2 separate regions of the Homo sapiens genome follow, and region 1 is linked to region 2. A link is an interaction called in ENCODE POLR2A ChIA-PET data of the cell type or tissue named here. Cell type or tissue: endothelial cell of umbilical vein. All regions are shown on one strand. Links, peaks and the distances in the headings refer to the core of each region. The heading gives the core; the rest is flanking DNA.

Region 1 (7,663 bases), core at 1,350-6,349, 57 kb after region 2:
CAGGTGTGAGCCATGCACCCAGCCCAAAGTGAGCCTATAAAACTGCAAGTCACATCATGTCATTGCTTTTCTCAAAACCCCCCAATGACATCTGATCTTTATTCACAATAAAATCCCAAGTCCTGACTTTGGTCTGTAAAGCCTGACATAATCAACCTCCAGCAACTTGCCAGACTCATCTGCCACCACTTCCTCCCTAGTTCATGCCAGCCCCCTTGATCCTGCTTTTCTTTAAGTATGTCAAGAAGTTCCCTCCTCTGGGCGATGCACAAACTGTTCCATCTGTTTCGTACATTCCTCCTGCAGATAACCTCGTGGTTTATACCTCAATCAGGTCTTTCTCAAATGTCACTTTATCAAAAAAGTCTTCCCTAGCTTCCTAGCTAAAATAGCACTATGTCTCCTTCTCCATTTCTCTATCCCTTAACTGTGCTTTGGTTTTCTTCTTTGTACTCATCACCACCTGATCCAGAAATAGATAGATTTTACCTGTTTCTCTATTTGTTTATTATCTATCTCTCCTCACCAGATTATAAGCTGCCCAAGAACAGTAACTCTGTCTTGTTCACAGCAATATCCCCAGTGCCTGATAAACAGCAAATGATCAATACACATGTTAGATAAAAGGAGGGGAGAAAGGAAGGAGACATGGATGATGTAGTTTTTTCAGTCTCCATAGTAGTCTCAGGCAACAAGGGAGTTGACAACGCATGTTGGTTTAGCCAGCCAACGCGGCTTGCCATAGGGTTCATTACCTCTTTATAAGGCTATTGCAAAGTCTTACAATGAGTCTCTTGGCCTCTAAACTAACCTCTCCCATCTCTCATCCACACTGCCATCAAAGTATCCTTCTAACATATAGGCTAACATCATTATCTTCCAAAAGACCTTTCAGTGGCTCCCCGTTGCCTAGATAATAAAGGTCAGATGCCTTGCCAGGCAGTCAAGACTTTCCAAAATTTTAATTTATCTTCTGGTTTCATTCTTCACTACATCCAGCCACTATGAACTCTAAACTCTGGGGACACTCACCATTTAGAGAACAAACCTGTCCCTTTTCTCTCCCCACTCTTTTTAGACTGGATGCCCTTATATCTTCCCACCTATTCAGATCCCACTCACTTTTCAAGGCTCAGCTAAAGGATAACCTTCTCCACGAGGTTTTCCCTGTTCAGAATTAAGTTCTTCCTCCTGACTTTACTACAGCCCTGCAGTCTCCAGTGCAGGCACCAATACCTCATCCTCGGTATTCCAGTTATTTTTCTCTCCGCCTCCTCCATCATGAGACTCCTGGGGTCACAAATCAATCTTACACATTTTTGTAGTCCTAAAGGGATGTCTTCAAAGTGCTCTGCTTATAGTATAAATTAAATATATGGTTTTGACTGAAATCAGAAACCCCTATTGAGAAATTGCCAGATAAAATACAACTATATTGAATCAAAGGCACTGCTTTTAATATAAGTTTAAAATATAAGTGTAACATCAGTGCTAAATTTGCTATAGTAAATATATGAACTAAATCTCTGCTGTTGTGGTTATCAGAGACATAAAACCTTACAAAGCGTAGCCCAGGCTAGGCAGGTATTGTGATTCTCATCATCTCCTTTAGTCTCTTTTCAAATATTCAAAATGAGCATGAAGGGGAATTTTTAAAGAGAACCGTGGAATTAACTTGAGGGCATCAGCTTTTCTCATCATCAATTATTCTCTTGCTGACACAGAGAGGCAGAAGTCAGCCCCGTGCCTACCTCTTCCTGGTTTCAGTGGATTTGGCGGTCTTGATGGTGCTTCCATCCTGAGCGACGTCTCTTTCCTGAGGAGCATCTCTAATGGGCAGTGGGAGAACCACTGTCTCCTGAGTCACAGGGATGACCTCCTCATCTGCCCCTTGCTGGCCCAGGTGTTGCTTGGCATAATCAAAGCCTTGCACAGGCTGCAAAGAGGAAACAGATTTGCAGTCGTATTTCTAGCGAAGTGTGACTCTAACCATGGCTTTAAGAGATGACAGGCAGCAAAAAGATGGGACCAAACTTAGCTTTCTAATTAATAAACAAGAGTTAACTCAAATCCCCATCATTATTTCCGTCTCTTCAAAATCAGAATCCATGTTAATTCCATCCAGCTACAGAATCTCTACAGATAAGACTTGCTCAGAAAAATGAAGACTGTAAACAACATGTAAACAGGTGTTTAAGATCAAACCTCTTTCAAAGATTTTAGACCATGAATTTTAAGTCAATGGATGCTGCAAATGAGAAACAACTCAATTAATACATTAAACAGGTCCTGTGGATCACCTCCTGCCTAGAAATGTTTGGTCACCTCTTCACTCCATTCTCGTATAGCTTTATGTGTAATAGCACATGTGTGACTTTGCCAAGCCACTTGAACTCTGAACCTCAATTTTTTCATCTGAGAACTGAAGATAATCTTATCTGCTTTACTTCTACCACCCTTGAGTATTAAAGTGGATCACAGATCTGAACACAGAGGGAAGTGTGTTATCACATGTGAAGCCGTACAATCATTAATAATGAAATGGAATTTATGGAGTCACTCTTTAATCCAGACTTCGCCCTTAAGTAGGCTGGCTCTCCTATAATGCATTCCTGGGAAACTGGCAAAGTTTTATTGCACAGCATCTGAAATCCCAAGTGCATAAGGCAGCTCTGAGCAAAATCCAACAGACATCTAGTAGTGTGGTAATGAAAACCAAGACGCATATTTAAACAATTCCTGAAAGTGTCTCTATTTTGCTTTACACCCCAAAGCAGTACAATACAGATTTGAGGCAGGACAGTGTGGTGGGTAAAAGTGGCAGTTTCAAAAGCAGATTGCTTGGGTTCAAATCCCGACTCCGTCATTCATTAGCTGTGTGACCTTGGGTAAGTTACTGCAACTCTCTGCTCATCAGTTTCTTCATCAAGCTTAAAAGATGGCCATTGTTATTATGTTAATTGGAGATAGTATAAACATGATACAATTTATATGTTTGTGAGAGCAACATGTAACCACTTTTAAGGGGATGCTGTAAGGATTAAATAAGAAATTCAAGTTCAGCATTTAGATAAGTGCCTAGCCAATAGTAAGTGCTCAATCAATATTAGTTATTACTTTTGCTTTCCTGATAAATCATAGTCCAGGTGAAATGGACAGCAGTGATTTTTTTCAAGAAAATCTGCAGATGAAATTCAAGCTCTGTCATTTAGAGTATATCAGAACTTGATATGATCAGAAGCCCCTCCTTCAGCAGCTAATTTTTATTATACTTTAAGTTTTAGGGTACATGTGCAAAACATGCAGGTTACATATGTATACATGTGCCACGTTGGTGTGCTGCACCCATTAACTTGTCATTTAACATTAGGTATATCCTCCTAATGCTATCCCTCCCACCTCCCCCACCCCACAACAGGCCCTGGTGTGTGATGTCTCCCTTCCTGTGTCCAAGTGTTCTCATTGTTCAATTCCCACCTATGAGTGAGAACATGCGGTGCTTGGTTTTTTGTCCTTGCGATAGTTTGCTGAGAATGATGGTTTCCAGCTTCATCCATGTCCCTACAAAGGACATGAACTCTTCATTTTTTATGGCTGCATAGTATTCCATGGTGTATATGTGCCCATTTTCTTATTCCAGTCTATCATTGTTGGACATTTGGGTTGGTTCCAAGTCTTTGCTATTGTGAATAGTGCCGCAATAAACATACGTATGCATGTGTCTTTATAGCAGCATCATTTATAATCCTTTGGGTATATACCCAGTAATGGGGATGGCTGGGTCAAATGGTATTTCTAGTTCTATATCCCTGAGGAATCGCCACACCGACTTCCACAATGGTTGAACTAGTTTACAGTCCCACCAACGGTGTAAAAGTGTTCCTATTTCTCCATATCCTCTCCAGCACCTGTTGTTTCCTGACTTTTTAATGATCGCCATTCTAACTGGTGTGAGATGATATCTCATTGTGGTTTTGATTTGCATTTCTCTGATGGCCAGTGATGATGAGCATTTTTTCATGTGTCTTTTGGCTGCATAAATGTCTTCTTTTGAGAAGTGTCTGTTCATATCCTTCGCCCACTTTTTGATAGGGTTGTTTTTTTCTTGTAAATTTCAGCAGCTAATTTAGCCAGAGATACAACAGGAAGGTTCCAGCGGATTTAACAATCCAGTCTAGAACTGTGGCCTAACCTGTCAAATCTCACCACTGTGTCTCAGAACAGGATGGAGTTTTATTGCTAACTCCAACATGGCTTTTTTATTTGAGGCTGTCTATAGCTTTGCCATGGACAGCTCCCCCAGTTCCCTGAGAAACTCACTCTGGGAAGTATAATCACCCCCTTCTCTTCTCTGAGACATACACTCTGACCTATGTGGTGATCAGTGACATTCTGAGGCCAGGACCTGGAACTGCGTTTCTGAAATAGGGTTTGCTGAGGGAAGGTGGTCTCTGTTCTTTTCCTTCCCTGTCCTTGGCCTATAAGAAACAGAAGCAAGCCTTCAGATAACTTGGTAATGTCTCTCAAATACTGAATTGCCTGCTCCTTCCATAATCAATTGGTCACCAATTAGATTCAACGTCTGAAATGTTTCTGGAAGCTGACTTTTCCTCCCCAGGTCCACTGTTTCACTATTTCCTGCCTCGGTCTCGTTGCTTCCAATTTAGCTCCTTTCCAGGCCTCCCCGATGAGCTTCCAAAATTATCTCCCTTAAAACACATGTGGTTGCGTCACTCTCATTTAAAATATGAAGGGCCTTGAATGTCTCCCCAAATGCTTTGGCAAGGCATTCAAAGCCCTTCACATGCCAGCTGAACCTGCCTGCCCAGTTTCATGTCCTGTTGACCCCTTTTGTACCACACCCTCACGCCCCCATTATCCTATTCAGTTTTGTTCCAACGATAGGGACTGTCCTTGGTGCTGAACATATAAAGTTAAATAACTGGTTCCTCACCCTCAAGCGGCTCAGTTTCAGCTTCATTTGATATTAATGGCACAGTACTAAAGACAGTATACAACTTATATCATTGCATCTTCACTATAGTTCAAGAAGGTAGGTATTATCATGAGTTCCCAGTTTACAGATGAAGCAACTGAGGTTCAGAGAGGTTAAGCAGCTTACGCAGGCTCACAGAGCTGTGATGGAGTCAGCATTTGAACCTAGGACTATGTGACACAGAGCTGGAACATCTAACCACGATTTGATGAGTCTTCCCACAGCCCTTCCTTTCCTTCTGCAGCTTCCTATCTTGGTTAGCATCTCCTGCCGTACATGGCCTGGCTCCTATGCAACACTCCTGGCCTGTCTGTGAGGAAGTGGGAGGCTCCAACAGCAGCTAAGACTTCCCAAGAACCTAATGATAGGGAAAGCTGGCTCTGGTCCCATCTCCCACTTTCTCTCTCCTCCCTCTGGATTTGGCCCCTTACCTTTCACACAGGGTTAAAGTTATCCACTGGATACTTCAGGTGATTGGGTCAATGATGGATATACACAAAGAGAGACATTAAGGAATTCCAAGCTTAAAAGGTTCCCATTGTTATTAGGTTAATTACACCTGTGTTGTTAATCACAACAATCCCTGTGTATGTTTGGTACTTACAGCATGCAAAACACTGTTATCTCATCTCATCCTCCAACAAACCTGTGAGGTAAGCAAGGCAAACATTACAGCCTTCATTTCACAGATAAGAAAACAAAAGCTCAGAGAGGTTCAGTGACTTGCCCAAGATCACACAGCTAAGTGGCGCAGGACTACTACTCCCTCACTCTTCTGACTCCCAGGGTAGCGGTCTTTTAGCTTTCAACTGGAAAATTACCTGAGATTAATCAACTGCCCATTAGACACATTAGTGACTCCTAACCCCAATAATAAAATATCATGAAGTAGCTATAGTTACTTCAATTCGTTTTATAAAATTATCAAATCAAAATAATCTCCAGTAATTTCAATGGCGGATACACTGCCAAGACCTTTTAAGAAAAAAAGCATGGGTAACAATAAAAGCCAACTTATAGGTAGTATTTATTATATACTAGACATATCTCAAAGTGATGTATATATATTAACTTAATCCTCACAACACTCTATACGATTATTGTTATATCTCCATTTTACAGATGGAAAAATTGAGGCACAGAGGTTAAGTAACTTTCCTATTGTTGTTCCAACGACAGGGACTGTCTTTGGTGCTGAACATATAAAGTTAAATAACTGGTTCCTCACCCTCAAGGGGCTCAGTTTCAGCCTCATTTGATATCAATGGCACAGTACTAAACACAGTACATAACTTTTCTCATTGCATCTTCACTATAGTTCAAGAAGGTAGGTATTATCATGAGTTCCCAGTTTACAGATAAAGCAACTGAGGTTTAGAGAGGTTAAGCAGCTTACCCAGGCTCACAGAGCTGGGTAAGTTATCCTATAGGTATCCTATAGATAGTATCCTACAGATAGTAGTGGGAAAGAGGAAACAGTTGGCTGTTCTTAGGGGGTGACTGGCCTGTCCCAAGCAGATGTTCATGCAAAAGATTACAGACCCTCCAAGCTCCATCCTGCATCTGGATATAGTCCTATCCACCCTCTTCTAAGGTGGCCTCTTCCAGGGAAACGTGATCTCTTCAATTCTATGAAGGGAAAAACTAGAAAAATGGCTGTACATCCAATGACAGAGTAAAGGGAAGTGAACTAGGAAGAAAGGAGGTGACAAAAGTCATGATGCTGGCCCTCTTGCATTTATCATTTTTCACCATTCTACCTGCAGAAGCCCACCTGATAACAATGGGAATGGGGTAGTCCATGGTACCTTGTCTCTGAAGAAGGGTAAGGGTATCCATACTCTGGTCTCGGCTCCCGGGAAAGCCACACTCACCTCCTCTGCTTAGCATGTTAAGTTTATTACTGAGTCTCAAGAAGGATCCCCGGGAGTGCCCTCTGGCACTGTAGCCTGAATTGTAAAGATGCAGCGATGTCCCCAGGACTGTCCTCCTAGTCTAAGGCTTGGCGGTGAAGGCTAACTTTTTTGTTCTGCCTCGTCCTTTGACAATAATTGAATTCTGTTCACACACACAAGGTGGTGAGAAGTGATGCAGGAAGCTCTCTCCTCTCTCCAACACTGCAGTGTCCCTGGGTTGTAACAGCAGAAGAACTGCAGTAAGCAGGAGGCAGTTCCACCCTGCTGGTTTCCCATGATAAAAGGGCTTTGGGAATCAAAATATGTAGCCCAGCCTCATGGAGGGGGAAAACAACCAGCTCCACCGCACACAAGTGAATTCAATCAACTCATGGAACATAAATTTGCTTGATGTTCAATGTCAGCCAGGTATCTCACAAAGCCCAATATACAGAGTAGGACGCAGAAGGAGCTATGGAAAACCACAAACGCTAATCTGTCCTAGCTTCAGACAGCCTTCCAGCCAGAAGCTATGTGGAAATCATGTGTTGCCCAACTCATTTTGGCAGATTAGTACAATTTTGGTTTAATCTATAACATAAATATGCCCCCTTACAATCTCAGTATGGCATGTTTTGTATTCCTGGATGTGGGTACAGTTAGATTCTGGTTATTACCATTATGTCTAAAAGGCTCATGTTGTAACTAAGCTGAGATGAAGATGAAATACACACTCTTTTTATTTTTTATTTTTTTATTTTTTGAGACGGAG
Region 2 (7,663 bases), core at 825-5,824:
AGATTCAAATTGATTTGGAGAAACACAAGAAATGTAACATTTCTTTTTCTTTTTTCTTTCTTTCCTTTTTTTTTTTTTTTTGAGATGGGATTGTGCTGTGTTGCCCAGGCCAGCCTCGAACTCCTGGGCTCAAGCAATTCTCCAACTTCAGCCTCCTAGTAGCTGGAACTACAGATGCAGAAATGCAACACTTCTTGAATCCAAGTGTTGCGGCAGAATCGAAGTCATAGCTGATATATCTGCATATTTCCTCATTAACAAAGGCTTGGGGGGAGTTGTTTGTTTTTATGAGGAGAGGAGGAAAAAAAGACCATAAAATTCCCAATTTTACCCTAATGGAGATGCCTCCCTTACTAGGGCAATGATAAGAATGGACAAAACTCCAACTGGGTAAGCTGCTGCTGCTGCTGCTTCTTTTTTTTTTTTTTTTTTTTTTACAATAGAGACAAGGTCTTGCTCTATTACCCAGGCTGGAGTACAATGGTGTCATCATAGCTCACTGCAACCTTGAACTTCTGGACTCAAGAGATCTCCCAACTCAGCCTCCCAAGTAGCTAGGACTACAGGCCCAGCCAATTTTTTTTTTTTTTTTTTTTTTCCCCCGTAGAGACAGGATCTCATTATATTGCTCAGGGCTTGTCTTACATTCCTGGTCTCAAGCGAGCCTCCCAAAGTGCTGGGGTTACAGGCATGAGCCACAAAGCCCAGCCTTGGGTAAGCTTCCTTATAAGAAGATTATATTCCAAAGTTTGGATATTCAAGTTCTCATCAGAGCCTGGAAGATGTCCCTATAAGTCACCCAGCGGGTAGAAAGAGCGTGGGATTTGAAGTTAGGCAGCTCTAGGTTCTAACTCCAGTTCTGCCATTTACTGCTGCATAAACTTGGGCAAGTTTCTTTACTTCTCCAAGCTTCAGTTTCCTCACTGAGTACTTTGGGATAATAATATTGATCTCAAAGGGTGGTTGTCGGATTAGAAGAGATAATTTCTACATAGCACTTAGCTGTGTCCAGTAGACAATGGGAGCTCAACAGATGCCAACTGTTGCTGTTATTTTTATTACCATTAATTCCATCTGTAAAGAGTCTAGTGGGGAAGATGTGTTAGCCCTGTTGTCTTTTTTGAAATCCCCTTCTTGTCTCCCAACAACAGGAAGGCTGTAGGATGTTTTAATTCTGCTTGGCATAGATCCATTATGACTGCTAGCAAAATTGGATTGGACATTAGATGTGGAGTCCAATTTCTTCACAGAGTTAACGGGTAAAATATGATCAAGAGTCTCCTGAACTGCAGTGCAGAAATCCCAGGCCACCAGCAGTAACCTTTTCCATGGTATAAATGCCATTAGCCTGGCCTAGTGTATTTAAACCACCAGCTTCCAATTATCTTCTGGCAGAGCTCAAAGCACCTCCTCTTTAGAAGACAGAAAGTAATCATAGTTATCATTCTAAATTGCCACCTTTTCTATGGATTTCCACATTATCAAAGCACAAAAGGACTCTGCATGAGCTTGGGTTAAGAATCATCATCATTTCTACTCTGTATTGTTAGCTATTTTCTCCTTTCCTGAAAATACGGACCTCACAGGTTGTTGATAAAGAAGGAAACCTTAATAACAAAAGACTGCGTTTAATAATGTTCTGATTCGGCCAGCCATGATGGCTCACGCCTGTAATCCCAGCACTTTGGGAGGCCGAGGTGGGTGGATCACCTGAGGTCAGGAGTTTGAGACCAGCCTGGCCAACGTGGTGAAACCCCCTCTCTACTAAAAATACAAAAAAAAAGCTGGGTGTGGTGGTATGCGCCTGTAGTCCCAGCTACTCGGGAGGCTGAGGCACGAGAATTGCTTGAACCTGGGAGGCAGAGGTTGCAGTGAGCCAAGATTGCGCCACTGCACTTGCACTCCAGCCTGGGTGACAGAGTGAGACTCAGTCTCAGAAAAGAAAAGAAAAGAAAAGGTTAGTTCTGGTTTGATGACCCATCTCTCTGTTGTGTTATTTCACAGTCCTTTTCCACTGTAGGTGGCTTCATTTATAATATATATATAATGCTGATGTTTTTGTCCTTCTTGCCACAAACACTAAGCCCCAATTATAATAAGCAGAACCATTTAAGTTTTCATCATATGACCCACAATGGATTTTTTTTTTTTAGATGGTTTTACAAAATTGAGATACGATGGCTATGGGCCATCGCATCTTCTTACCTGTTGGAAGACTTGATCTGGCTGTCTAGGCCTTTCTCTCTGAAACCCAGAACTCATCCCAGATTCCTAGAATCTGGCATCTATACATGCACAAGGCATTGTCTATTACAGTCTATGGTTTATAAAACTATGTCTTTTTAAAAATATATATTTTAGATGCTATGGTGATGAATGAAATGCAAACTAATTAAAATTGTGATTTAAGTCACAAAAACTTATAACTTCTCGGTTTTTGTGATACAAAGATCAAGTGTAAATTACAGAAGCTTTCAGTCATTGGATGCTTTTTCAAATATGGAAATGTAATTGCTACTTAATAAATAATCACAATGAATATTCTTTTTTTTTTTTTTTTTTTTTTGAGACAGAGTCTTACTGTGTCAGCCAGGCTGAAGTACAGTCTCACAGTCTTGGCTCACTGCAACTTCTGCCTCCTGGGCTCAAGCAATCCTCCCACCTCAGCCTCCCAAAAAGTTGGGACTATAGGCGCATGCCGCCACACCTGGCTAATTTTTGTTTAGATGGGGTTTCACCACGTTGCCCAGACTGGTCTCGAACTCTTGAGCTCAAGTGATCGGCCCATCTTGGCCTCCCAAAGTGCTGGGATTATAGGTGTGAGCCACCATGTCCAACCCATGATTAATATTTTTATAGCATTTCCTACGTACCAAGCATTCTTATAGTACCTTACATACACCAACTCATTTAATCTTTACAAGTCTAGGACGTAGCTTATTTTTCTTATTTGTAAAGAATTTAAACAATTTCCCCAAGTTACAAAGCCAGGAAGTGGCTGTCAACCTAAATAACAGATTTTTTTTTTTTTGGTCTCTAAAAATAATGATGTTTATTTGGGAATGGTTATTGCAATGGGAATACCCATGCCATAGTAAACTGTGTTCAGGGAGGCAAAGGAAGACACAAGTTTTTAAAGGAAAAAGAGGGAGGATTGCATAATTGTTTTGAAATAATTATTCTTGGCTGCAAAAATCAATGACGAGTGTGGTACCAGTCCAAGCCTGGACAGGCAGTTGCTGGACAGATGTCCTCGCACAAGTATTTTGTGTGTGTGTAAGGTTGCAATGGCCTTTGTGCAAGATTGTGATTTTTGCAGAGTCTTTTATGATAGTTCTTGCTATCATGGATTTATGCATGAAACTCTCCCTGGCCTTCCTTGGCTCTATTTGCCAGGTTTTCAAAATTTTTCATTTAATTTTATTTAACACAAGTGATTCCATTCTGATTCTGTCAACTTTCATCTGGTAGACCTGAGATTTAAATTCGAGCCATCTGGCTCAAAGCCTGTGCGCTTAAACCACCAGGCCACACAACCCCTTAGCATGTGGCTCTGAGATGCCTTTTGATATTTAAAATGGGTCTCAGGCTTGAAAGTGTAGGAAACCACCAGTGCGTGAAGAATATGGTCAGCCATTTATAGAAGGGATAGTAGAAAAGGCAATTCATTCTAAAATACATTATGGCTGGAAAGAAGGGATTCTCACGTGCATTGTCCACAGGAGTCAAAAAGCTTAGGCTTTGGATCATGGGTGGAAGATGGGATGATGGGATGAGGGCCTGGCATAGTTCATCTCCAGATCCCAAAGCTTTTTATCTGTAGAAGCCCCTGCTCTGAGTCTCCTGTTGGAACTCACTGGGCAGACTGACCAGATGATGGCAGGTGGGTGGAATGAATGACTTACCGGCCGGGGCAGACTGTACTGATACATTTCTGGGCGGTAGGTCGGCACCCACTGCACCCCGGCCCTGGGCCGCGTCATGGTCCCCGGAGCGCTGGTCACCACCTCCGAATAGGGCAGGTGCTGGGCTGAGCCGTAGGCCTCTTGGTGCCGGCTCTGGCCTGCGTGGCCCGCGGATGCCAGGCTGAAGGCCTCCTCCAGCAGCATGTGCATCTGCTGCCTGACCTCGTCGATGGATGGCTGGGAGCTCAGTGTGGAGGTCTCCGAGTGGCCTTTCACCTGTCGAGACCTGGAATAGCCCCGGGGCTCAGGAACTCTGTCAATGTTGGTTTCCTCTATGATTTCAGGCTCAGTCTGTGGGAGGAAACAAAGCCCATTGATGTGTTTACTTTCCTTCCCGTGAAGGTGCTCTGTAATTTACTCTAAAACATTCACTTGGACAGGTGCTAGGATGCATCTGTGCTAATTTAAATTATATCCTACGTGCCCTATCTAGGAATTCACACTACTGGGGTACTCAGCCAGCACTCTATCAGGAAGGCCACACTCTGGCTATCGGTGTGCACTTCAGTTGCCCATAGATTGACCAATGCTGCAGGCTCTGCCTGTTAGTGTAACAGACTCGAGAAATGGCTTTCACCGATGACATTAACGGTACTTTCTAAAATCTTTTAGAGACATTCCCCACCCCTATGCCTTAGGGTATAAGACCCTGGAATGTCTTGTAATCTACACCTGGAGGGGTAGCATTCTAGATTCACTCCCTAAATGGTCCTGTGTCCAGCCTTTGGTTAAGGAAGTGCTGATTGCCTGATGCTACTTATCAGACAGAATAACAAAATCCTGCTTCTAGATCACAGCTCTTAAAGCGTGGTACGCAATCAGAAGCTCTGGGGGTGAGGCCCAGCCATCTGTGCTTTAATAAGCCCGCCAGGAGATTCCGATGCCTGTTCAAATTTGAAATCTACTGATCTAGAACGTTCTCCTGCCTTTCTTCACTGAACCTTTCATTCCAGCGAGCAGCTTCAGTACCAGGGTGGGCAGACAGCTGGAACTTCATAAGCTTCCAGAACAGGCTGCATGGACGGTCTCGTGCTTGCCTGCTAATGAATGCTTGCTTCGTAAGTGTCTGCTTTCTTGCTCTGAGGCTTCTGTGCCATCATTAGGTGGGGATGCCTGTAGGAGTTTATTCCACCAGTCTGGACGTGCATGAATCTCAAGGTGCAAGAACACAGAAGGGAAGAGATAGGGACTGCCAAGGCAATATGGGGAGGCTGCTGCCTTGTGGCGGATGCCACAGCAATAGCTAGACCCCATAAAGGTGCACAGAGAAGATAAAAGACAGGGTGTTCAAAACATTCCAACCAGGAGAGTTACTTTAACTTTCTGGTATTTCAGTTTCCTCATCTGTAAAATGAGGATAATACTGCCTCAAAGGCTTTTATAAGGATTAAATAAAGGTACATCTAAAGATTTTAGAATAGTAGCACATGGTAAAAACAATACTAGTTGCTGTCATCATCATAATCATCACTATTACTTTATTCATTCAACCACACATATTTCCATGTAATTACTATGTATAAAGCACCTTGATATATAAAATAAGCACAGCAAGTAAATGAGGGAATTCACCCAAAATGGGGAGTCCTTCCCTCCTTAAATATTACACATGAAGGTCATAACTGCATTATACTTCATTTTAAAAAGTATATTTACCTTTTTAGCATTAAATTAATACATGCTCATTAGCAAAGAAAGTGAAAATATAGAAAGCACAAAAAAATTACACGTTTCTTGTCATCTTATCTCCTAGAGTTAGGACTTGGCTAAAGTTCAAGATGAAAAGTGAGGTTTTCTATCAGCCTCTAAGTCTAGATTTATCAACAAACATCTACAGTAAGTAATTTAAAATATTGTAATATTTTTATACTAATAAGAGCAAGGACAGATTCTGGAGTAGAATGTAAAGTTACCTTTGCGATCATAAACAAGAACTCAAAGACATTTCATGCCTGGGTGCATGCCCCCCAAACTCCTGGGCTGGGGGACATATTGGGGCTCTTCTGCTCTTAGAAGCTCTTAAGAGAAAAAGCTTAAGGTCGCTGAGTGGGAAATGTGCTCCCTGAAAGCCAGCAGATCTGCCTGTTGAGATGTGGTTTTGCCTGGCGATACCTTCTAGAACACGAATGCAACCCTTGAAAGTTACGTTCTTCACAATGCATAGAACATTCAGAACTGAATTTCAGAGCCTGAAGGGACTTTAGGAGATCATTAAACTCAAGCCCCATTTTACATATGGGGAGGTGACTTATCTAAAGTTATGCAGAAGCAGGCAATGGCAGAGCCTCCTGCTCCCAGCTCCTGACCCATGCACATCCTGCAGCACGGCACTGCCTCTCATGTAAATGTCCTGTTCATGCTGGTTGCTAGCCACACAAGGCCCTTCCTCCCTACATCCAGAGTCTCCCTGATACATAACGGAGGCTTAATGCTCAACTGCTCCCAGGTGGGAGATTAACAGCACAGGGGTGAGCTGAGGTACAATTTCCCCACCCCTGAGCTGTGCTGTGCATTTCCAGACATATTGGTAGATCTATTATCACATGAATTTATAGTTGTGCCTTAGGGCAAAAGCATACTCCTTAGCAACATCTCCCTATTCCCACTGCCCCAAGAGCCCTGGGGTGGGGTAGTACTGGGGGTGGGTGAGTTCTCCGAGTAAGGTTGGTAGGGGAGTGCTAGGCCACCACACATATATATGTTATATATATACACACATACATAAGTGCTACCTTTGCTGGGAAGGTGGAGACTTTTTCTCCAGGCTCCCACTGCCACCTACCCCATGATCCCCAAATGAAGATCAGCCTCTGCTTCCCCCACAGGGTTTCCATTCTGCATGGGGAGTTCCCTTTAATTGGAAGGTCCAAGTATACTCTCCACAGGCTTGATGCGGCCACCAATCATCTCTCGATAGCTACAGATAGAAACAAGACTAGCTCTCATTATACCTGGCTTCCTCTCATCACACTTGGATTTGCTTACTTAAAGTATGACTTCCCCAAGACTGGATACTCCCTGAACCCATTTCACCTCTGTTTCTCAGGAGCCTAGCACAGGCACTTGGCATTCAATCAAGCTTTGTGAACTTAAACTGAAATAAATTCTGTCCACTTCCCCTTGTTAGATAGATAGAAGTTCTAAATTTCTTTTCAAAGAATCAGTATGTCAGTATGCTCAATTCTTTGCCTTCTACTTTTAAACTTAACTTCCTTGTAAAGAAACCTTTTTCGATTACCTGGTTCACCCTGACTCATTCCAATTACCTGCTCCACCCTGACTCATTCCGATTACCTGCTCCACCCTGACTCATTCTGATTACCTACTCTACCCTGACTCATTCCAATTACCTGCTCTGTCATAACCATTTCCACCCCCCCAAACCACTCACCCCGTCACTCTCTTTAAATCAGCCAATCGGAATTAGTTTAGCCTGTGCAGTCTAACCTTAGCCAATAGGGGAACGATACAGCAGCAGAGGCCACATGCGTCAGGGGTGAGAACCCCTTCCCCTCCCTTATCCAAGTGTGCGCTCACCATTGCTCCATCTATAAGGGTGCACCCTTCTATAGAAGTAACTTGCCTTGCTGAGAATTGAAAAGAAAATTTTACATTCAAGTGCTATTTCTTTTGCAGCACCGTAACTTTATTTATAACACCCTTGAGGTGGAAGTTGAGGTTAAGGTAAAAGGCCCACT

Evidence for each region. Peaks named below come from ENCODE experiments on the same cell type or tissue, not always from the same donor. Only the 100,000 strongest peaks of a DNase experiment are listed, where the experiment ranks them.
Region 1: POLR2A ChIA-PET joins it to region 2 with 6 read pairs; 2 of 35 experiments call an interaction of 5 or more read pairs at or near these places.

The regions. Positions count from the first base shown.
Region 1 is chr11:33,585,510-33,593,172 of GRCh38, reverse strand. KIAA1549L (KIAA1549 like) reads right to left here. Exons shown (of 21, transcript NM_012194.3): 12 at 1,752-1,936. Among named protein-coding and RNA genes, the nearest start is that of C11orf91, 110 kb to the left of the region's middle. In endothelial cell of umbilical vein, for the core only: no CTCF peak of the experiment used is centred there; no DNase peak of the experiment used is centred there.
Region 2 is chr11:33,642,279-33,649,941 of GRCh38, reverse strand. KIAA1549L (KIAA1549 like) reads right to left here. Exons shown (of 21, transcript NM_012194.3): 17 at 3,906-4,256. Among named protein-coding and RNA genes, the nearest start is that of C11orf91, 55 kb to the left of the region's middle. RefSeq lists enhancers at 3,504-4,003, 4,004-4,505. In endothelial cell of umbilical vein, for the core only: no CTCF peak of the experiment used is centred there; a DNase peak (open chromatin) is centred at 3,101; H3K27ac peaks cover 771 bases.